Linked DNA regions of Homo sapiens: regions 1, 2, 4, 5, 6 and 7 are each linked to region 3. A link is a contact called in ENCODE Hi-C or POLR2A ChIA-PET data. All regions are on one chromosome and are shown on one strand. The core of a region is the stretch at or near the end of the contact, and the rest is flanking DNA. Distances in the headings are between cores, read along the strand shown. Region 1 holds the start of HES4 (hes family bHLH transcription factor 4). Region 2 holds the start of SLC35E2B (solute carrier family 35 member E2B). Region 3 holds the start of MRPL20-AS1 (MRPL20 antisense RNA 1). Region 4 holds the start of CDK11A (cyclin dependent kinase 11A). Region 5 holds the start of NOC2L (NOC2 like nucleolar associated transcriptional repressor). Region 6 holds the start of C1orf159 (chromosome 1 open reading frame 159). Region 7 holds the start of GNB1 (G protein subunit beta 1).

Region 1 (2,700 bases), core at 68-2,567, 400 kb before region 3:
GAGGGGTCGCCCTCAGTCCTCGGTCCCGCCCCCAGCCCGCCCCCCCGGGCCCGCCCGACGCCCCCAGCCACCTGCAGACCGCGGCCCTGGGAGGAGGGCGGGACCCCGGCGCGGCGTGGCTGCGGGGCGCTCCCAAAGTCAACTCTTCACCAAGACAAAGAAAGAAAACTCGTGACGCAGACTCTGGAATAATAAATACGTTTTCTCTGCTACAGTCTCGGCAAAGGCCACGGCCCTAGAACGGGGCGCCGCCTCCGATGCAGTCTCAGGGCCACAGCCTCAGCGCAGCCACGGCCTCCAGGGCCCACCCGGGCCCTGCGGCCCCGCCCTGGGGGCGGCGGGCAGCGCCCGGGTCAGACCCGGCAGCAGCGGCGGCGCGAGCAGAGGGAAGGGGCCGCCGAGCGATGGCAGCAGCGGGCGGCCCGCGTAGACCTCGGGCGCTGGGGCCTCTGCGGGGGCAGCCGGGGACAGCGAGGCCGGGCGGCGGGAGGGTCCCAGCTGGCGCAGGCAGGCTGCCAGGTGGCCCAGCAGGCGGGAGCGCACGTCGGCCGGGACGCCCTCGCAGCCGGCCAGGAAGCGGTTCACCTCCGCCAGACACTCGTGGAAGCCGGCGCGGTACTTGCCCAGAACGGCGGGGTCGGCGCTGAGCGCGGCTGCGGGAGCGACACAGGAGGAGAGGTCGGTGCCGGGTCCCGGGGGTCCCGCGCCCTCCCCCCGCCTCCAAGCCGCCGCCGCCCGCGCCTCACCCGTCACCTGCACGCGACGCAGGCTCCGCAGGTGTCTCACGGTCATCTCCAGGATGTCCGCCTTCTCCAGCTTCGAGTGGCGGGAGCTCTGGGGGCGGGGATAGGCGGGAGGTCCAGGTCAGCTGCGACCCAGACTCCGGGTCTCGGGCCTTCGCCCCCGACTTACCTCTTTTCTGAGGGCGTCCAGGATGAGGGTTTTGAGCTGAGCGAGGCTCTCGTTAATACGCGCTCGGCGCCGCTTCTCCATGACCGGCTTGGAGGACTGCGGGTCGGGCACCGGCTGAGTCCCGCGTCCCTCCCGCCCCCCGGTCGCCCCCCTCACGCCCGGCCGGGACCCCACCTTGCGGTGCTCGGCCGCGCTCCGGGGCTTGTCTGGGGTCCGGCTGGCGCTGGCCGGCGCTCCTGCCATCGGCGAGGCGCTCGGTTTCCCCGGCGTGTCTGCGGCCATGGTGCGCCCCGCGCCTCCCCGTGCCGGGTGGAGCGCGCCGCCACGGACCACGGGCGGGCTGGCGGGCGAGCGGCGAGCGCGCGGCGATCCGAGCCCCTAGGGCGGATCCCGGCTCCAGGCCCGCGCGCGCCTCAGGCCGTTTCCCTATTTAAGGCCTCGCCGCCGCGGGGTGTGTGAACCCGGCTCCGCATTCTTTCCCACACTCGCCCCAGCCAATCGACGGCCGCGCTCCTCCCCCGCTCGCTGTCAGTCACGCCTCGGCTCCGGGCGCGGCCTCCGCGGGCGACAATGGCATGCGGGGCCCCCGCCCGCGCCCCCCTCCGACACCGCTGGGGACAGGGCCGGGTGATCCCGCGCTCCCCGATGCAGCCGGGGCCGAGCAACGCGCCGGGAGGGGCCGCTGGGGGCGAACGGGGCCCGGGACCCCCGGGGCTGGGCGGAGTCTCGGGGCTCACTCTCCCGCCCAGGGGGCCGGGAGCCGGGGCTGGACGGAGCTGGGGCTGTGGCCGCGCGGGAAGTCGGGAAGGAAATTCCCCCAGTGGCGCAGGGTCCGGCGGCGCCGAGGGGTGGGCGAGCCTCGGTCTCGAGCCTCTTGGCTTCCTCCGCCCGTCCCCACTCCGGTCCCGGTTTGGGCCCTGCTCGGTCTCCGAGTTTGATCCGACACCGGCTCGGCCTCCGGGGGTCCCACCCTCAGGTGTGCGGCCTGGAGCACGGAGGGCTGCAGAAAGCCTTGGGAGCGACAGAGCCGGGGGAAGGTCGGCGGCCGGGTCGGCAGGCGGGAGGGCGGAGTCAGCGGACGGCGAAGGGGCGCACGGGTGGCCCCGCAGAGCAGGGCCGGTGATGGCGCGGGCCGGGCCGGACCACGAGGAGCAGAACGTGCGCGTGACGCGAGCGGGCTGGTGACGTCACCAGGCACCCGGGGCGATGACGCAAGCCTGCTGGGATGACGTCATGTGGCCCGTGTCGCCACGTGCTTCCAGGTGACCCGCTGGCGAACTCAGCAGCAGCAAAGTGGGGCTCACAGAAAAATGAGGGGCCACTGTTAATATAACTGCAAAGGGGCAGGTTGCGTAAAACAGGGCTGTGGTTATTTTCGTGTTTGCTGTTTTTATTTCGAATGCCGCTGCGGGGCACGTTGGTCCTTTCCGCACTCGGGGTCCCCGGCGGCCTCACGCGTCCGTGCAGCGGAGGCTTCCTGAGCCCCCTGGAGAGCCTGGCCTGGGCCCGGGTGTGGAGACCCTCCCGGGCTTTCAATCCGGGCAGGAGGCAGATGGCAGACTCAGCAGTCACGTAAGAGAACCGAATTAGGTGGGTGGCCTGGGTGGACAAAAGCCTTCTTGACGCCGGGTGGTCCCAAAGGCTTCTGCGGGGTGGGGGGTCCTCAGGGGGGAAGCCTCAAGGGAGGGCGTGGCATTCCCAGGGTGCGAAGGGGGCGCAGGGACGAGGGAGGTGGGGAGGGGGAGCTGGGCCAGCGAGAACCGGGAGCTTCTGGTCGGGGAGGGAGTC
Region 2 (2,700 bases), core at 194-2,693, 290 kb after region 3:
CTTCTGCTGTCTGGGCACAGCTCCCCGGGTGGAGCCCGAGGACTAGAAGGAAAAGAAAACTTGGATTTAAAATGGGATAAAGCCATAGGAGCTGCTCGTCCCACCACAGGAATCTCAACGCCGGGTTACTGACAAAGCGTCACTTTGCACCTCGTCCAACTGTGCAGACCTCTCCTAGCCAGGCCCCTGCACCAGAGGTTAAGAATCCGTGCCCCTGGTCAGGAAGTCCAGGTGGGTTCAAACGGCCAGCAGGGAATTTCAGGCAAAATGTGTCCCAAATCTTCAAACCATGCCCCAGAACTCAGACCTCCCCCTGGGAGTTCGTCCCAAGGAAACCACCTGCAAGAGGCTCAGGCTGCAGGGGACACTCCGCTTCCAAAACCCGGAAGCTGGAGACCACACAAGTGCCCAACGCCAAAGGCACCCCGTGGAGGGACGCCCTGTGCCCTCCCCCGACCAGGTGACCCGCTGCGCCCTACACATCTTCACCAGGAAACATCTGTTATCGATGTGGACGAAGCGCAGCCTGCACTCCCAGATCCGCTCATTTTCGTTCTGCCCTCCGTTTTACGATTCGCCTACACTGAAAATGCGTGAGTGGAGTGGAAAGCCTTCCTACTCCTGCCTCAGCGACCCCTTCTAAAATACTGCCTCGTTTGGCCTGAAAATGTGATTTGCAGGCTTCCTGAGCAAAGTAGATTTCACTCCATTAAAGAAAAAAAAAAAGAAAAGGCACCGAACGGGGCTCGGCTGTCGGGAGTTTTGCTTTAGTTTTTTGCGTGTTTTGTTTTGTGTTTTTTTGTTGTTGTTGTTCTTTTTGCGGCCACGCACACCGCGTTCCCAGGCTTCAGGGCGTGGGGGTCGCCGTGGACTCCCGGACGTGAAAACGCTTAAAGCCAGCTGGGAAAACCCCACCAGCGTTTTCCGCGCACAGCGCCAGCCATAGGAAAGGACCCCCAGGAGCGAATCCGGGCAGGGAAACCCCGGACGCCCGCACACTCAGCATCAGTACCGGCACCCAGCACCCAGCACCGAGCACCGAGCACGCAGCACCCAGCACCGATCACCGAGCAGAGCACCCCGCACGCAGAACCCACCGAGAGCCTGATGCAGTCTCCGCCGCAGGCATAGCGCTAGGCCCCGGCGCCTTCACAACAAAGGGACGCTGGCGGGCGGGGCCTGAGAGGCGCGCGGTGGAGGGGCCGGGCGCGAGGCCGCGGAGACAGCTCGGAGCTCGGCACTGGGGAGTGGCACAGCGCTGGCGGATCCAGGTGGGCTTCACGGGGCGCCCGCGGGACCGGAAATGACGCGCAGAACCCTGCATCGGGCTCCTCGCTGCCCCGCGGGCGCCGCTCCTCAGTGCCCCAGAGCCACGGAGCCGGGGAAACGCGCCGCGGCCCACAACGCCCCCGCGGCTGCCCGTTGGTTCCGCCCGGGCCGTTCTACTCCAGGCAGACGGGAGGAGAAACACGGCGCGCTCAGCGTCCCCTCCCCCGTTGGTTCTGCTCGGGCCCTTCCACTGCAGGCCGACGGGGGTGGAAACACGCAGTTTTTTTTTTTTTTTTAAGGTCTAGGGTAACACGGGGCTTTTAAGTGCCTCTCCGCTGCCGCCTGGTGGTCCAGCCCGGGCCGTTGCAGTGCAGCCACACGGGGAGGGACACGGCGCGCCGAGTGCTCCGGGCGGCCGCACGTTGGTTCCGCCCGGGCCGTTCCACTGCAGGCAGAGGGAGAGGACGACGGTGCGCGTAGTGCATCCCCGTGGCCCGTTGGTTCCGCCGGGGCCGTTCCACTGAAGGCAGAAGGGGGGGGACCGTGGCCCCACCCCCCGCGGCAGCCCGTTGGTTCCGCCCGGGCGGTTCCGCCCGGGCTGTTCCACCAGCGGCACTTCAGGGCGGGATCGGCCAGTCTGTGGAGGCAGCGGCCTCTAAGCCCCGGAGGGTTTACTGCCCAGGTTTGGGTTCCAGGAATAAGAAATCCACTGAATAGGCTTAACTTAGAAGACACAAAGGCGCCTCCTGGCGGAAGTGGCCACGCTCCGCCCAGCCTGAGGGAAAGCTGCTCTGACAGCTGGGCCCGGAGCTGCGGGGGGCGGGGCCGCCGCGCGGGGTGAGGACTCGCCTCAGGGCGCTGATTGGCTGGTGGCGCGCTCCGGGGCGGGGCCTTCGTATCCAGGCTGGCGTCGGGGCTGCCGCGGGACATCCGGAGCAGACACCCGCGGGCGCGCCTGCGGCCCCGAGGACCCCCGGCTCCGGAGCTTCGTCGAGCGTTTTCCTAGCGTTACTTTCCCAAATAATTTTCAGGAATGAAGTTACGGCTAAAGGGCTCTTTAGAGATTACTTTTGGGCCGGGCCCGGTGGCTCACGCCTGTAATCTCAACACTTTGGGAGGCCGAGGCCGGCGCATCACGAGGTCAGGAGCTTGAGACCAGCCTGGTATGGCCAACGTGGTAAAACGTCGTCTCTACTAAAAATACAAAAATTGGCCGGGCGTGGTGGCGGGCGCCTGTAATCCCAGCTACTCCGGAGGCTGAGGAAGGAGGATCACCTGAACCCGGGAGGCGGAGGTTGCAGTGAGCCGAGATGGCGCCACTGCACTCCAGCCTGGCGACAGAGCGAGACTCCCTGTCAAAAGAAAAAAGAAAAGATTACTTTTGGCCGGGCGAGGTGGCTCACGTCTGTAATCCCAGCATTTTGAGAGGCT
Region 3 (2,700 bases), core at 140-2,639:
CCTGTATTGTGTTATACAAGCCTTACTGTAACTTAATCAGAAATAAAGAAAATAGGCATCTATGATAGACTAGACAGCTCTGACTGACTCACTTTTTGTCTCTCAGCTGTCGAAGGCGGTGAAACACATTGATGACGTCCCGTATGCGTCTTGGGGCCTCTTCTATCTTGGAAGCCAGGTGGACACAGGCCATTGACACATGCTGAAGCGGAAGCATTGCAACACGCCCATGTTTGTCCCCAGCCACGGCGTCCTGACGGCCGCCAAAGGCTTGAGGGCTATTCAGACCAAAAGGGAGGTGCACCCAGGGGAAAAAAAAAGTCAAGAAACAGAACCCTCCGGCACAGAGCTCAGACTGGGGGGCAAGTACTCACTCCCTTAGTAACCGGGCAAAGTAACAAACCGTTTTACCCTCAACATACTTCGCTGGGAATGAAGTGCAGGAGGAAGCCTTACCTCCATGGAGTGCTTCACGAAGGACTTGGTATAAAAGAACCGCTGGAACAACACCTGCCCGGTAGCCATGGCCACCTAGAGTAGAAGAAAGTTTCCGTATTTTCAAACGCACCATTCAAAGCCTTCGCGGCCGAAAGTCATCGAGTAACGTGGGACTCCCCACGCAGAACCAAACACTGAAACGCTTCCCACGTCCACAAAGGCTCTTCGCGTCCCGCCGTCTCGGGATCCAGCGCACTGGCGGGCGGGGAGGCCCCGGGTCAGGGGCATGGGCTGGCTAGGGAATGGCGCCGAGGCTGGGGTCGGGGCAGGGGCTGGGGTCGGGGTCTAGGCGGGGGCGGTGCGGGCCCGACTCGCCGCCAACAAAGGCGGCTGCCGCCCCAGCGGTTACCTGGGCCGGAGGCTCGCGGCCGCGCCCTCACCTGCGGCAGGCGGAGCAGGATACCGGCCGCCTGGATGAGCTCGCAGCCCACCACGCGGAGGTCGGTCTCTGTGTCGGTGTCGAGGCCGCTCGACATGGACGGCGTGAAACGGAGCTTGTCGTCAGGCAGGAGGCAGTTCTCCAAGGTGATGAGCACCCCGGAGTACAGCCTGTCCCCGATCAGCACCCCCTGCGACCCTGAGGGTGCGCCCCCAGATCCCGGGGCGCCGGCCGCTGCCGCGGGAGCTGCCGACCCTGCAGCACCAGCCGCCGCCGCCGCCGCCGCCATTTTGTGCCGCCGACTCCCCTTCGGCTTCTTCCCTCAGGGCGGCTCCTCGCGAAGCTCCACGGCCGCCACCGCCCCGCCCCGTCGCGTGCCATTGGTTCGGCCCGCGACCAGCGCGACGCCGCCTAGCCGCAATTGGCTACATAACCTGCCCGTCAGCAACGCGCCTAACGCCGACGCCGGAACCTGGCGCGGGTGGGGCGGGCTCGTTACCCAGGGGACTCCGCGGTGCCGGCCGACCCGGAAGCATGTCTGTCCCTAGCGGAGGCGCGGGTGCCGTGCTGAGAGCGCCTGCCTGTGCGCCCCGAGCGGGGCTGGGACTCTTCCAAGATGCCCACGTTCGCACAGAGACCCCGGATCGCGGAAGCTCGCGTCTCGAAAGGCCTGTGGGTCAAGGGGGGCCATCTCGGTGGGATCTGGGGCGGGACGACCCCCACTGCTGAACCCTGGGCGCGGGGCAGGGTCAGAGGCTCCGCTCGGCCTCCCCCTGGATGAGACGCGCATGCCCGGTGTCCCCCGGCCGCCGTCGGCGTCGTGTCTTCAGTCCTTATCGACTCCAGACTTTGGGGATGCGTATTAACGCCAGACTCCTGCAAAGTCTTGCCTTCAACACTCAGCCCCTGGGGAGAGACGGGTGGAGGGATGACTGGAAACGTGGCCTCGACGTCCCTACAGAGCCCCTCCAGCGTGGGGAGGCCTAAGTACCTCAAGGTTCAGGCCCACGGAAGGAGTCGGGGGAGCGAGGCCCGGTGATCTACGTGTGAAGGAGCTTGGACAGGACCTCACAAACGCCAGGGAGACGGCGAGGGGGTTCGTGCGTTTGTAACGTCTTGACATCGCTGATCCTCCCGCAGGCGGTCTCACGCCCTGCCCGTCCTGGGTTCACGGTTTTTCATCACCTGCGGCTGTCCTGCGATCGACCACAGCTGTGCAGGAGGGGCAGGAGGTATCTGTTGCTGCAGTTACCGGAACCTTTGCCAGGACTAGTACAGGACCACGGGTGAGGATGGTGGGGAAGCCTGCGTGGGGCAGGGAACGGTGAGGCAGGAAGAGGGAAGGGCAGCAGAGGCCTGAGTGGTTGCAGGTTCACACACTGAGCTGCCAGTAACTGCCCAGCTCAGACGGGCTCAAATTCAGAAGCCACCATTGCTCCTCACCCCCACCCCCAGGTCAGCTGTCCACTAGCTCTGCCATGACTTGATACTGCAGCTCAAACAGTGCCAACCAAAACCCACTCTCCTCACCGCCTGTTATGGGTAACACGGTATGGTTACAGCTTTACTCATGTCCTCTTTCCCCAGGCTGGTAGCTCAGGGATGTCTCGTCTGTGAGTTACAGCTGCACGCTCTCCAGGAAAGAAGGAATTTCCTCTTCTCTGGAAACCCCACCACACAGCTGGTTTCTCATTGGTGCTGCTTGCCCATTCCCTGAGCTGTGACTGCCAGAGGAGTGGGAGGTTGGTGGTGCCTCCAGCCCATCAGGGGCAGGCCCTGGGACCGCCTGGGAACAGGAGGACTATGGCACAAACCGAGTGAGT
Region 4 (2,700 bases), core at 72-2,571, 320 kb after region 3:
AGCCCGGGCAACATGGCAAAACCTCGTCTCTACAAAAAATACAAAAGTTAGCCCAGTGTGGTGGCGCGTGCCTGTATTCCTAGCTACAGGAAGGAGGCTGCTAGAGGCAGGAGGATCACTTGAATCAGAGAGGTCAAGGCTGCAATGAGCCAAGACTGCGCCACTGCACTCCAGCCTAGATAACAAAGTAAGACTTGGTTAAAAAAAAAAAAAAAAAAAGGTAAGCTCTAGGCTGAGGCGGGTGGATCACAAGGTCGGGAGGTCAAGACCAGCCTGGCCAACACGGCGAAAACCCTGTCTCCACTAAAAATACAAAACTTAGCTGGGCGTGGTGGCGGGTGCCTGTAATCCCAGCTACTCGGGAGGCCGAGGCAGCAGAATCGCTTGAATCCGAAAGGCGGAGGTTCCGGTGAGCCGAGGTCGCGTCACTGCACTCCAGCAAGACCCCGTCTCAAAAAAAAAAAAAAAAAAAAAAAAAAAAAAAAAAACAAGAATGATAAGTTGTAAGCCAGGCAAGGTGGCGAGCGCCTGTAGTCCCATATACTCTGCAAGCTGAGATGGGAGACCGATTGAGCCCAGGAGTTCCAGGCTGAAGTGCGCTTGTGAACAGCCACTGCGCTGCAGCATGGGCGACAAAAAAGAGTGATGGGTTCTGAAAAATGACCGCTTGAAATCAAGTCTCGTTTCTGTCATTCTTGTATGGTCTTGGGTAACGTAATTCACCTCAGTTCAGTCTTCCGTACAACCAGAATAACAACACCTACGTGATAGTATCGATCGCGGATTAAAGATCATCCGTTTAAAGGCTCTTAACTCAGGACCTGCCACTCATCAAACACTGCTTTTACTGTCAGAATCTGCTAGAAAGACCGCTTGGACTACGTGAAGCCACTAGCACACTGGACAGCTGCACCTTGAGACCGGGGAGATGCTCCGAGATGTGCTCGCGAACAAGGCCACCTGACCCGGGCACTGGGCTATTTCCTCGGGTTCAGTCCCGCACACTTGAGGTTCAGCCTGGCAGACGTTGGCTCCAGACAGCGTTTGGACCCGCCGCCTCCACCACCCAAAGTTCCGTGCGGGATGAGACTGTCCGCGGAAGCGAGGGTGTCGCTCGCCCCCGGGCCCGGGTCCGCCCCGCTCCGAGGCCTGCTCGGAAGAAAGACCTCGGTGCGCAGTTCTCGTCGCGCTCCCACACCTGGTCCGCCCAGTCGGAACTCACCCCTACGGGGCCGCGGCCGGTCCCTGAGCCTGAGAAGAAACAGCAACCGGCGCTCGCCAGAAGTATCCTCACTTCCTGTGTTGACGCCTAATGATGATATAATAGCCGACCTCTGGCCCAGAACTCAAGACGACAGGGGCTCGCTCTGTGCGGCACTTCCTGTGTCTGCGCGGGATGATGACGCATAAAACAGCGCTTGCTCAGGTCCAGGACTCCAAAAGAAACTGCGCCGTGAGCTGCACTTCCGACTTCGGCGCGGGCCGGGGCGCCGAGCAGAGCGACGCCGACTTTTGGAGCAGTTTGCGCCTGCGCGGAACGCGTGGCCGGCTTCCGGAATCCTACCGGGACTTTTCCGGTAGCGAAGCCCGCGCCTGTGCCAAGGCTTGCGAGCAGAATGCCTTCGCGATGGACGCCCGCATTCCACCCCCTTGACCGCTGGGACCCCTAGTGGCGGGTGGGTGGAGCGCGCTCCATTTACCTGCTGGTTACCTCGTGAGGCGCCTCAGGTCTGTGTGTCTTGTAAAGGCCGATCTCGGAATTTAACTCTGAACCTTACTCAGAAACAAAGCAGGGAGAGCTCTTACGATGTGATTTTATTTTATTTATTCATGTATTTACTTTTGAGTCGGAGCCTTGCTCTGCCGCCCAGGTTGGAGTGCAGTGGCGTGGTCTTGGCTCACTGCAGCCTCCTCCCGGGTTCAAGGAATTTTCCTGCCTCAGCCTCCCGAGTAGCTGGAACCACAGGCCCGCGCCACCACGCCCGGCTAATTTTTATATTTTTGGTAGAGACGAGGTTTCGCCATATTGGCCAGGCTGGTCTCGAACTCCTGACCTCAAGTGATCCGCCTGCTTCGTCCTCCTAAAGTGCTGGGATTACAGGCGTGAGCCACCGCGCCGGGCCTTTTACAATGTGATTTTGAAGCTGACACTGGCAGTGGGTCCTCAAAGTGCAGACTCACTGGGTATGGTGCTTCCCCCAACTCCCAGGGCCCCACTCCAAACCCATGGATTCAGAGCATTGCAGGAGAAGAGGATAAAACGAGCAATTAATTCCCTTTCCATATGTCAGGTTTTCCTCTTGCCTTGAAAAGTCACAGAAAAATGCTTTAGACATCTGAATCTCAGGAAACAAACAATGGAAGATAAACATCCGCATTTACTGGGCCTGAAATGGGAAAATGAAAGATGTGGCAAGAAACTGACAAGGGCCCAAGAAGGGCGATGGGTATCGGAATTCTTTTCATCCCGGAATGAAATGCTGCTTGCTTTGTGTACCCAAGCTCTTTTTTTATTTTTATTTTTTTGAGACGGAGTCTCGCTCTGTTGCCCAGGCTGGAGTGCAGTGGCGCGATCTCGGGTCACTGGAAGCTCCGCCACCCGGATTCACGCCATTCTCCCGCCTCCACTCCATTCGCCCGCATTAGGCTCCTGAGTACCTGTGACTACAGGCGCCTGCCACCATGCCCGGCTAATTTTTT
Region 5 (2,700 bases), core at 167-2,666, 440 kb before region 3:
ACCTGGCTCTTCATCACCCTTCTGGGCTCATCTACCCCTATTCACCCCCTCACTCCTGCCGTAGCCACGTTTACCTCTGTACTCTCCCCAAATGCTCCCACTGCAAGGCTTTTGCTGTTTTCTGCTGCCTGAAATCCTAAGACACGTTTCCCCTACTGTCTGTGTGGCCTCCTTGTTCGAGGTCTTTATTCAGACGTCATCTTCTCAAACAACCACCTCCGCTTTTTTTTTTTTTTTTTTTTCTCCTGAGGCGGAATCTCACTCTGTCGCCCAGGCTGGAGTGCAGTGGCGCAATCTCCACTCACCGCAACCTCCGCCTCCCGGGTTCAAGCGATTCTCCTGCCTCAGCCTCCCGAGTAGCTGGGACGACAGGTGTGTGTCACCACGCCAGGCTAATTTTTGTATCTTTTGATTTCTTTCTTTTTCTTTTTGAGATGGAGTCTCACTCTCTCACCCAGGCTGGAATGCAATGGTGCCATCTCGGCTCACTGCAACCTCCGCCTCCCAAGTTCAAGCGATTCTCCTGCCTCAGCCTCCCGAGTAGTTGGGATTACAGGTGCCCACCACGCCCGGCTAATTTTTATATTTTTAGTAGAGACATGATTTTTCCGTGTTGGTCAGGCTGGTCTCGAATTCCTGACCTCAGGTAATCTGCCCGCCTCGGCCTCCCAAAGTGCTGGCATTACAGGCGTGAGCCACCGAGCACAGCCTCCGCTCCTTCTAACAGAGCAACTCGGCTCCCCTGCAACTCTCTCTTCAGCCCCTCTGTCCTTCCTTTCCCTCCCCAGCACTTATCTCTCTTCTACCGAACTGCAGGCGGTGATTTCACCCAAGAACGTGAGAGTTCTCCTAGATCGGGAAGAGATTTTTGCACAACTCACCAACATACGCTCCCTGCCTAGGACAGAGTTTGGCACGGAACAGGAGCTCAGTAAACATCGGATGAAAGAGTAAGTTAAGCTGAAAGGACTGGGGGGCAGAGGTCGGCGATCCTTAGGCCTTGGCCCTGAGACCCCAGGCGAGGTCAGCAACCCAACCGGGGTGGGACAGGACGAGCAAGAGGTTCTGCTCACGCATGTCCCCACTAACCTGGCCGAGGGGCTCCCGCCCGGCTTATCCGGACTCCGGGCAGCCTCGCGTGCTTCCCGTGTCTCCGCTTGTGGAGAATTTTCGGACTCGGATTCGGACTCGGAGTCAAAGCCCGAAGCTAGGAACTCGTCCACCGTCAGCTCCGCCAGGCGCCTGCGGGTCACGCAGGAGTCACAGCTGCCCGCACGCCCAGCTCGCCCCAGCCCCGCTGAGAGGAGCAAGAAAAGCCCCCTTGGATACAGACACCCACCGGGAGGCCAAATCGGCCCTCGGACCCGCGGCTTACCTCTTGCGGCTCCCCGCAGCTGCCATGACACCAACCCGAAGCGTGCACCCCACTTCCGGCCCCAGAATGCCGCGCGGCTGCGCACTTCCGCCGCCCAGGCCCCGCCCCTTTCCCCGCCCCGCCGCGCCACGCCCAGCCGAGTGGCTCTATGGTTCTCCGACCGCAACGCCGGCGGCCTCAGGGCGGGAGGGCGCGTTCGCGTGCTCGGTGCGGGCAGCCCCGGTGGGGCCCAGATGCGCCTCCCGCTCGGCGCCCGGCTCCGTAGGACGCGGTGACGCCGGTGTCCGCCCCGGGGAAGACCGGGAGTCCCGCCGCGCCCGCAGCCCACCCGGCGCTCCGAAGGCACGCGCCTGCGAGGACGCCAGACTGCAACGGCGGGGCTCCTATGCAAAGAGCTCCCACAAATCAACAATAAAAAGCAGGGAGTCCAGTGGAAAACGCGAGGGGCAGTGGGAACCGCACTGATGTCGCCAGCTCGACAAAAGACGGGCGACCCGAGGGCCAGGCTGGCTTCGCCTCCGATCCGCGGAGACCGGGCCAGCGCCACGAACACCACGCAGGGCGCTCCCCGTCCATGGCCCTCTGGGTGCCGACCGCGGCTCTTCCCGGGGACGCCGCACGGGACGAAGACGGTGGGGAGGCCGGCGCCTTCCTTCCCGCTACCAGCCTGACACCCGGGCCCCCGGGCCTGGACAGCCAGACCCCGCGACAAGGGCGCCGCGGGGCGCAGGCACGGCTCCCCCAGCCCTGGCGCTGAGGGGGCGCGTGAGGCGAACACGGGCGGATTGGCCTCGGGGTCCCATTCGACTTCTTGGTGCCGCGGGGCCCCGGGGCTCCCCGGAGGAGAGCAAGTTAGGGGGTCGGGGGAGCGGGGATGGCTTCCGGGGGAGGAGGAGGGCGAGGCCTGGGGGGCTCCTCGGAGGAGGAAGAGGGCGAGGCTTAGGGGGGCTCCTTGGAGGAGGAGGAGGGCGAGGCTTAGGAGGGCTCTTCGGAGAAACAGGAGGGCGAGGCCTGTGGGGGGCTTCCCGGGGAAGAAGGAAGGCGAGACCTAGGGGGGCTTCCCGGAGGAGGAGGAGGAGGAGGGCTAGGCCGGGGGCTTCCCAGAGGAGGAGGATGGCGGGGCCTGGGGGGCTTCTCGGAGAAGGAAGATGGCGAGGCCTAGGGGGGCTTCTCGGAGGAGGAGGAGGGCGAGGCCTGGTGGGGGGCTTCCCGGAGGAGGAGGATGGCGGGGTCTGGGGGTGCTTCTCGGAGGAGGAGGCGGACCCGGGGCGCAGCGCTGGAAGAATCCGCGTCCAACGTCTAGTCCCCGAAGCCTCTCGGGAGGC
Region 6 (2,700 bases), core at 78-2,577, 280 kb before region 3:
ACCCTGGGGCTCAAAACCGGCTCCCTCTGCGAGGGTTTCCCAGGTTAAGCCATCAGGAAACAGGAAGACGCCTAAGAACGATACACTGGACTTTGGGGACTCGGAGGGAAGGGTGGGAGGGGGACAAGGATAAAAAGCTACAAATAGGGTGCAGTGCGTACTGCTCGGGTGATGGGAGCACCAAAATCTCACAAATCACCACTAAAGAGCTTACCCATGTAACCAAGTAACCAAACACCACCTGTACCCCAGTAACTTACGGAAAAATAAAAGAGGAAGACGCAGCTCTGCCTTCTCTGCACACCCTGGTAATACTAAGAAAAATGAAAACCAAAAAAAGGAGGCCAAGTTTGACATCCTGAAATTTAACAGGACGAGGCGGCTAAGAATTCAGCCACAAAATAGTTCCCGGGGAAGAAGCCGCGTTTGCTTTGAAACGCGGTAAGAAATGCCCCCGAACACCTGGGCTTAAATTACACCCAAACTCAATCATCGACTCGCTGCCACCGGAACACGCGCTCCCGAAAAACTGCACCCCGACTAGCCCTCGGCTACTCCAGGTGACAAACGGACAAAAACAAATCCTAAAGCCTCGCGGGAAAAAGACCTGAATCGTGGCCGACTTCTAGGACACCGGGGACCGCGCCGGTGCCCCCACTCCCGGCTGCCGGGAAGGCGAGGCGAACGCGCCCCCTTTCTTCCCCCGGGCGCCCGTCCCATCCCCTCCCCAGGGACCCCCTCCCTGCCCCGAGAACCCCCTCCCCTCCCCAGGTGCCCCCTCTCCCCCAGAGACCCCCTCCCCTCCCCAGGGACCCCCTTCCCTGCCCCGGGAACCCTTCCCCTCCCCAGGGACCCCCCTCCCTCCCCAGGGACCCCCTCCCCTCCCCAGGGACCCCCTTCCCTGCCCCGGGAACCTTTCCCCTCCCCAGGGACCCCCCCTCCCCGCTCCGGGAACCCCCTCCCCTCCTTAGGGACCCCCTCCCCACCCCTCCCCGGGGTCCCCCTGCCCTCCTCAGACGCCCCTTCCCCTCCCCAGGCGTCCCGCTCAGCCCGGGCGCCTTTCCCCCATAGGACCGCGGCCAGGCTCGTTGGGAGGCGGCGACGAGGACGCGGGCCCAGGCGCTGGCGGCTCCTCCGCGCGCCGCACAATGGGGGACGCGCAGGGAACGTCCCTCGGGCCGGGCCAGGGCCGCCGACCTTTGTCTGCCTCTCGCACTCCCTGCGCCGACCCGGCCGCCCAGACGGACCCCAGCGCCCCAACCCGCTACCCTCACGCCTGCCCCCAGCCCCTCACTCACCCCGGCGCCCTCCGGGTTTCTCTTTCGTACACCCCGCCCTCAGGCGGTGGCGCCGCGCCCCCTGGGACTTGTAGTCTTTCTTCCGCCCCGGCCCCGGCGCCAGGCCCCGCAGCTCCCAAAGAAAACTACAACTCCCGGCGGCCCGCGCGAGAGCCGCCCTCGCCTGGTGGTACCATCGCGCGCGGCCGTGGGTGGGGCGCCGGGGCGGGGCGCGAAGCGCCCTGGGAAATGTAGTCCTAGAAGAACCAGCGCATGTCTCGGGTCCCTGACACGGAGGGACTACATTCCCCCGGATTCCTCGCGCGCCGGCTGCTTGGCGTTGCCGGGAGACGGGGCGGGGCGTCGTCGGGGTCTCCCGGGCGACCGCACAAGCGTCGGCGTCCTTAGCGTTCCGCCGGTTTAGGCGGAGGCGGAGGCGGAGCGTTTGGGGGCGGCCGGGGCGGCTTCGGCTTCATCGGAGAAGGCGGCGCGGCTGCACCAGGTTTGGCCGCGGGCGCGCGGGGCCAGCGCCCTCCAGACCCACGGAGCGCCCCGAGCGCCTCGCGAGCCGCCGCCAAATGCGCCCCAGGTCCGCGGCCGGCGCCAGTGCTGGGACCTCGGCGGCCGGTGTCGGAGCGCGGCGGGAGAGACCCTGCCTTGGGTGCGGGACTGGGACGGCTCGGACCCAGAGGGCTCCCGGGGCTTCGCCTCTCGGACGGGTCAGGGCTCTGCGGTCTCAGGACGCTCCCCCGTGAGTCTCGGCGGCCCCGGGGTCTGGGCGGCGTCGCTGCCCCACAGGCCGGGCGCGTGGGTTTTTCCGGGGCTCTGCCTCTGAGCCACCCTCGGAGAAAAGACAGCTCTGTGCGTCCCGCGGCGCCCGCAGCTTTCGGCAAACATGTTTAAAGGAGCTCCCCGAAGGAACTGGGGACGTCCGTCCGCTCATCAAAGGCTTCAATCCTGTCGGTGTCCCCGGGCCCTCTCCTAGCTGGGCCAGCGCGCAGGGTGGGGGGGCGCTGCAGGTGTCGCGGCCCCCCCCAACCTCCGCAGACCCTTCCAACCCCTCAGACCCCCCAAAACCCCCAGATCCCCCAACCCCCCATATACCCCCAACCCCTCAGACCCCCCAACCCCCCAGACCCCCCAACCTCCCAGGCCCCCAGACCCCCCAGCTCCCTTGCTCCCGGGAGCTCCCAGGCCCGTCCTGCATGCGCCTTGGGGTTGTTCCTCCTTGATGGACGCCGCCTCCGGGTTCCATCCCAAGTTTAAATGCCAGAGATTTCAATGGAAATAAAGCCCCCATCTTAACAGCGTGAGGATGTTTTGTAAACAGTATTGGGGACAGCTGGGGAAGTCACATTTGTGTCTTCTCTTTAGAGGGACAGTGTTCGCCTGAGGGTCCATCCCAGGGTTCCCTCAGGGCCTC
Region 7 (2,700 bases), core at 82-2,581, 490 kb after region 3:
GAAATGTTAAAATATCATTTGAATCAACTATCGATTCACAAGAAAAAATATAGCAGGTTCTTAAAAGTCAAAAGCCTCAGCCGACAGCCCTGTGGAATTTTCAACAGATCTCCCCACTCCCCACCCCCACCCCGCTTCCAGCCGAAAAGCCGATCCAGGCAAGAGGAAGACACCCAGCCTTTGTGCTATTTCCTGTCCTCTCCCCCACCTTCGGGCCTTCGGAATATCGCAAACCGGGCCCCGAAACTCGGCGCGGCGGCGGCCGCCCCACAAAGGCAGCGGTGGGAGCGCCATCTTGGCGCGGCCACCGGGCCCATTCATTCGCGGGGCCGGGCCGGGGTCCGCGCAACCCTCGAGTCGACACGCGCGGGGCGCCAGCGCCGGACAGACCCGGGCCTCGGCAGGAGAAGGGCGAGGCCACAGCGCGACTGCCTCAGCGGCTCGACACAGCGAAAAGGGCCGAAACCGTTATTTTCCCATTTCCCGACGCCGCGCCCGGCTTCCGCTTTAAATCCCTACTCCGACCGCGGCGCGCGGCCCGGCTTCCCCATTTCATTGTTCCCCTTCCCCACGCTCGCGCCCCGCGGCCGCCCGGCCCTCAAAGTCACCCCGATAGGCGGCCCGCGCGGGGGCTCCGGCCGCCGACACCGCCCCGCCTGCAGGCCCGCCCGGCCTTTGTTCTCGCGCCGCGGGCCCGAGAGCCACGTCCGGCTCCCCACGCAGGGCCCGGCCCCGCCCGACCCGCGCCCCCGGGGCCCCGGCCGCCGCCACGGGAAGCGCCCGCGGCGCACACAACCCCGCACCCCGGTGCCGAAACTCGGCCCCCAGCCTTGGGCCTGGGACCCCGGCTCCTCTCCCTAGACCCCGCCCTCGACCCCGACCCTGCACCCCGAACCTCGGACCCCAGCCCCCGGCCCCCCCTTCGGACGCCGCCCGCCGCACCCGGGCGGGGCAGGAAGACGCGGCCCCGACCGGCGGGTGGGGTGGGGGCGGGGCGGGCGCCCCCAGGGCGGGCGGGTGGACGAACAGGACCCGGGTCCGGGGCTGGGGGCTGCCGCGCTCACCTCAGCGCCCTCGTCGCGGCCTGACGCGCCCACACCGCCGCCTCGGCCGCCGCTCGGCAGGTCGTCGCGCTCGGGCCGCGCTGCGCGCTCCGCGGGCGCTGCGGGCAGGTGCGCGCCGGCGAGGCTCGGTCCAGTCCCGCCGCGGCGGCTGCTCCACTCCCGGCCCCGCTCCCCACTCGCCGCCCGCTCCCGCTCCCGCCGCCGCCGCCGCCGCCTCCGTCCGCCCCTCAGACGCCTCCAGCCATCGGGATGGGCGCGGCGGGCCCCTGCCCGCAGCCTCGGAAAACCCCACGCGCTCGCGTCACCACGCACGCCGCGCGTCGCGCGCGCTCGCCAGGCCCGACGGGCACGCGCACGCCTGTGCGCGTCCAAACCGCATCGGGCCCCGAGCGCGTGTCCGAGCGGCTTAAAGGGGCCGTGCTGCTGCCTTCGGGTACCGCTGCCCCGGGAGACCCCCGGCGGCCCGGCCCTGCGGGGACCGGGCGGGATGGGGACCGGGGCAGTGGACCCTCGGAGTTGGGATGGGGCGGGGGGAACGCGGGCGTGGAGCCCTCCGGGGACAGGGTAAGGTTGGGTAACCGTGGGCGGGGGCTCCTCCAGGGGCGGGGGTGGGGTAACGGCGGGCGGGGGGCACTCAAGCGACAGGGCAGGGGCGGGAAGGCCGCGGGCGGGGGCGGTCCCTCCGGGGACGGGGCGGGTGGGGGCACCGCGGGCGAGATCGCTTCCTGCAGAGGAGGCAACAGGCCCCGCTAGCAGGTCAGGGTCCCGGGCAGGCGCAGGTGCCCCCCGGCCTCTCAAGCAGGGACTGCGGCGAGCTCAGACGCGGCTGACGGGCAGAGACTCGCGCTTGGGCTCAGTGCGTGTGAAGTGGGCCTCGGGCTGCGGAGGAGGGCAGCACCCCGTGGCTCCTCGCGCTGCTGCGAGCAGGGCCGCCTGGCAGGGGCGGGGGCCGGTGGGCGGGAGTGTCGGGGTAAGGCCGCGGACTCCTCCCATGCCGCTGAGCAGTGGACAGCGGGGACTGGAGACCTCCAGGTGAGGAAGGGGAACGAAGTCAAGAAGGCCACATGTCCTGGCTTCCAGGCTTGGTGTCCTCAGAAGCCTCCAGAACGTCCATGGAACCCGCCCCTGCGCCCACCGCCTCCTGCTGTCTTTCCAGCTGAGTTCCGGCTGCCCCTCACCCTCGGCTTCTTCACTCTGCCTCTCCCCAGCCAGCGCCCTGCTCCCCGGTCCTCAACCACCACCTTCCACCTGCCTGGGCCTTCATCGCCTCCGAGCTCCCCTTCCACACCAAACCTGGCGTCCGTTTTCCTCCAGGCCTGCACCAGCACAGCTGAAGGGGAGAGAGACCCAACCTCATCCACTGGGCCTCCCCTCAACCAGGGCCACAACCTCAAGGGGCCATGCCACCTCCAACACCTATTTCCCACCTTCTACTCTCTCCACACCCTGGGACACCACCCGCCTCTCTCAGCTGACGTTTTCCTTCTTGTTTTGTGTGCATGGTGCTTGTGTGAGAAAGTGGACACACAGTAAGTGCGGCTTCCAGATGCGTCCGCCACCTGCCCTCCGTGCCACGCGCTTCCCCCTACCTAGGGGAGCCTCCACCAGACAGGGAACCCACGCCTTGCCACCCTTC

What was found. Hi-C counts contacts between places; a loop is a spot of excess contacts on that map. ChIA-PET counts read pairs that join two places held with the same protein, here RNA polymerase II (POLR2A). Pooled maps may share reads with other maps.
Region 1: a pooled map shows a loop between it and region 3 (9-fold over the local background). The contact joins the promoter of HES4 here to the promoter of MRPL20-AS1 in region 3. A Hi-C loop is called at or near these places in 9 of 50 pooled maps. POLR2A ChIA-PET finds 5 or more read pairs at or near these places in 4 of 52 experiments (CD4-positive, alpha-beta T cell, H1, activated B cell and 1 more).
Region 2: a loop to region 3 is called in a pooled map, with 8 times the contacts of the local background. The contact joins the promoter of SLC35E2B here to the promoter of MRPL20-AS1 in region 3. A Hi-C loop is called at or near these places in 1 of 50 pooled maps. POLR2A ChIA-PET finds 5 or more read pairs at or near these places in 2 of 52 experiments (K562 and activated CD4-positive, alpha-beta T cell).
Region 4: a loop to region 3 is called in a pooled map, with 9 times the contacts of the local background. The contact joins the promoter of CDK11A here to the promoter of MRPL20-AS1 in region 3. A Hi-C loop is called at or near these places in 1 of 37 single-sample maps with no recorded cell type and 7 of 50 pooled maps. POLR2A ChIA-PET finds 5 or more read pairs at or near these places in 1 of 52 experiments (activated CD8-positive, alpha-beta memory T cell).
Region 5: a pooled map shows a loop between it and region 3 (5-fold over the local background). The contact joins the promoter of NOC2L here to the promoter of MRPL20-AS1 in region 3. A Hi-C loop is called at or near these places in 6 of 50 pooled maps. POLR2A ChIA-PET finds 5 or more read pairs at or near these places in 3 of 52 experiments (activated B cell, naive thymus-derived CD4-positive, alpha-beta T cell and naive thymus-derived CD8-positive, alpha-beta T cell).
Region 6: a loop to region 3 is called in a map of ascending aorta, with 3 times the contacts of the local background. The contact joins the promoter of C1orf159 here to the promoter of MRPL20-AS1 in region 3. A Hi-C loop is called at or near these places in 4 of 168 maps with a recorded cell type or tissue (CD4-positive, alpha-beta T cell, CD4-positive, alpha-beta memory T cell, ascending aorta and 1 more), 3 of 37 single-sample maps with no recorded cell type and 16 of 50 pooled maps. POLR2A ChIA-PET finds 5 or more read pairs at or near these places in 3 of 52 experiments (BJ, PC-9 and activated CD4-positive, alpha-beta T cell).
Region 7: a loop to region 3 is called in a pooled map, with 9 times the contacts of the local background. The contact joins the promoter of GNB1 here to the promoter of MRPL20-AS1 in region 3. A Hi-C loop is called at or near these places in 1 of 37 single-sample maps with no recorded cell type and 8 of 50 pooled maps. POLR2A ChIA-PET finds 5 or more read pairs at or near these places in 1 of 52 experiments (GM10248).

What each region holds. Positions count from the first base shown.
Region 1 is chr1:998,780-1,001,479 of GRCh38, forward strand. HES4 (hes family bHLH transcription factor 4) reads right to left here and starts at 1,318. Exons shown (of 4, transcript NM_021170.4): 1 at 1,087-1,318; 2 at 913-1,008; 3 at 747-834; 4 at 185-653. The coding sequence starts at 1,194. The coding sequence ends at 280. RefSeq lists silencers at 284-593, 1,144-1,283, 1,354-1,733, 1,834-1,883.
Region 2 is chr1:1,691,352-1,694,051 of GRCh38, forward strand. It overlaps SLC35E2B (solute carrier family 35 member E2B), which reads right to left and starts at 1,444. Exons shown (of 10, transcript NM_001290264.2): 1 at 1,098-1,444; 2 at 1-42. RefSeq lists an enhancer at 979-1,273 and silencers at 1,108-1,267, 1,838-1,917.
Region 3 is chr1:1,398,141-1,400,840 of GRCh38, forward strand. MRPL20-AS1 (MRPL20 antisense RNA 1) reads left to right here and starts at 1,390. Exons shown (of 3, transcript NR_015434.1): 1 at 1,390-1,549; 2 at 2,018-2,163; 3 at 2,465-2,700. It overlaps CCNL2 (cyclin L2), which reads right to left and starts at 1,195. Exons shown (of 11, transcript NM_030937.6): 1 at 879-1,195; 2 at 457-531; 3 at 93-202. The coding sequence starts at 1,166. RefSeq lists silencers at 908-1,087, 1,158-1,397, 1,688-1,747 and an enhancer at 2,133-2,676.
Region 4 is chr1:1,723,036-1,725,735 of GRCh38, forward strand. It overlaps CDK11A (cyclin dependent kinase 11A), which reads right to left and starts at 1,322. Exons shown (of 20, transcript NM_024011.4): 1 at 1,223-1,322. RefSeq lists enhancers at 1,205-1,434, 1,415-2,254.
Region 5 is chr1:957,840-960,539 of GRCh38, forward strand. NOC2L (NOC2 like nucleolar associated transcriptional repressor) reads right to left here and starts at 1,417. Exons shown (of 19, transcript NM_015658.4): 1 at 1,376-1,417; 2 at 1,090-1,242. The coding sequence starts at 1,401. RefSeq lists enhancers at 685-1,542, 1,201-1,310 and silencers at 1,421-1,680, 2,639-2,700.
Region 6 is chr1:1,114,762-1,117,461 of GRCh38, forward strand. C1orf159 (chromosome 1 open reading frame 159) reads right to left here and starts at 1,328. Exons shown (of 10, transcript NM_017891.5): 1 at 1,299-1,328. RefSeq lists silencers at 1,019-1,618, 1,789-1,908, 1,949-1,998.
Region 7 is chr1:1,889,756-1,892,455 of GRCh38, forward strand. It overlaps GNB1 (G protein subunit beta 1), which reads right to left and starts at 1,332. Exons shown (of 12, transcript NM_002074.5): 1 at 1,065-1,332. It overlaps GNB1-DT (GNB1 divergent transcript), which reads left to right and starts at 1,425. Exons shown (of 2, transcript NR_168264.1): 1 at 1,425-1,628; 2 at 2,145-2,700. RefSeq lists silencers at 647-836, 1,397-1,586, 1,707-1,806, 1,867-2,116.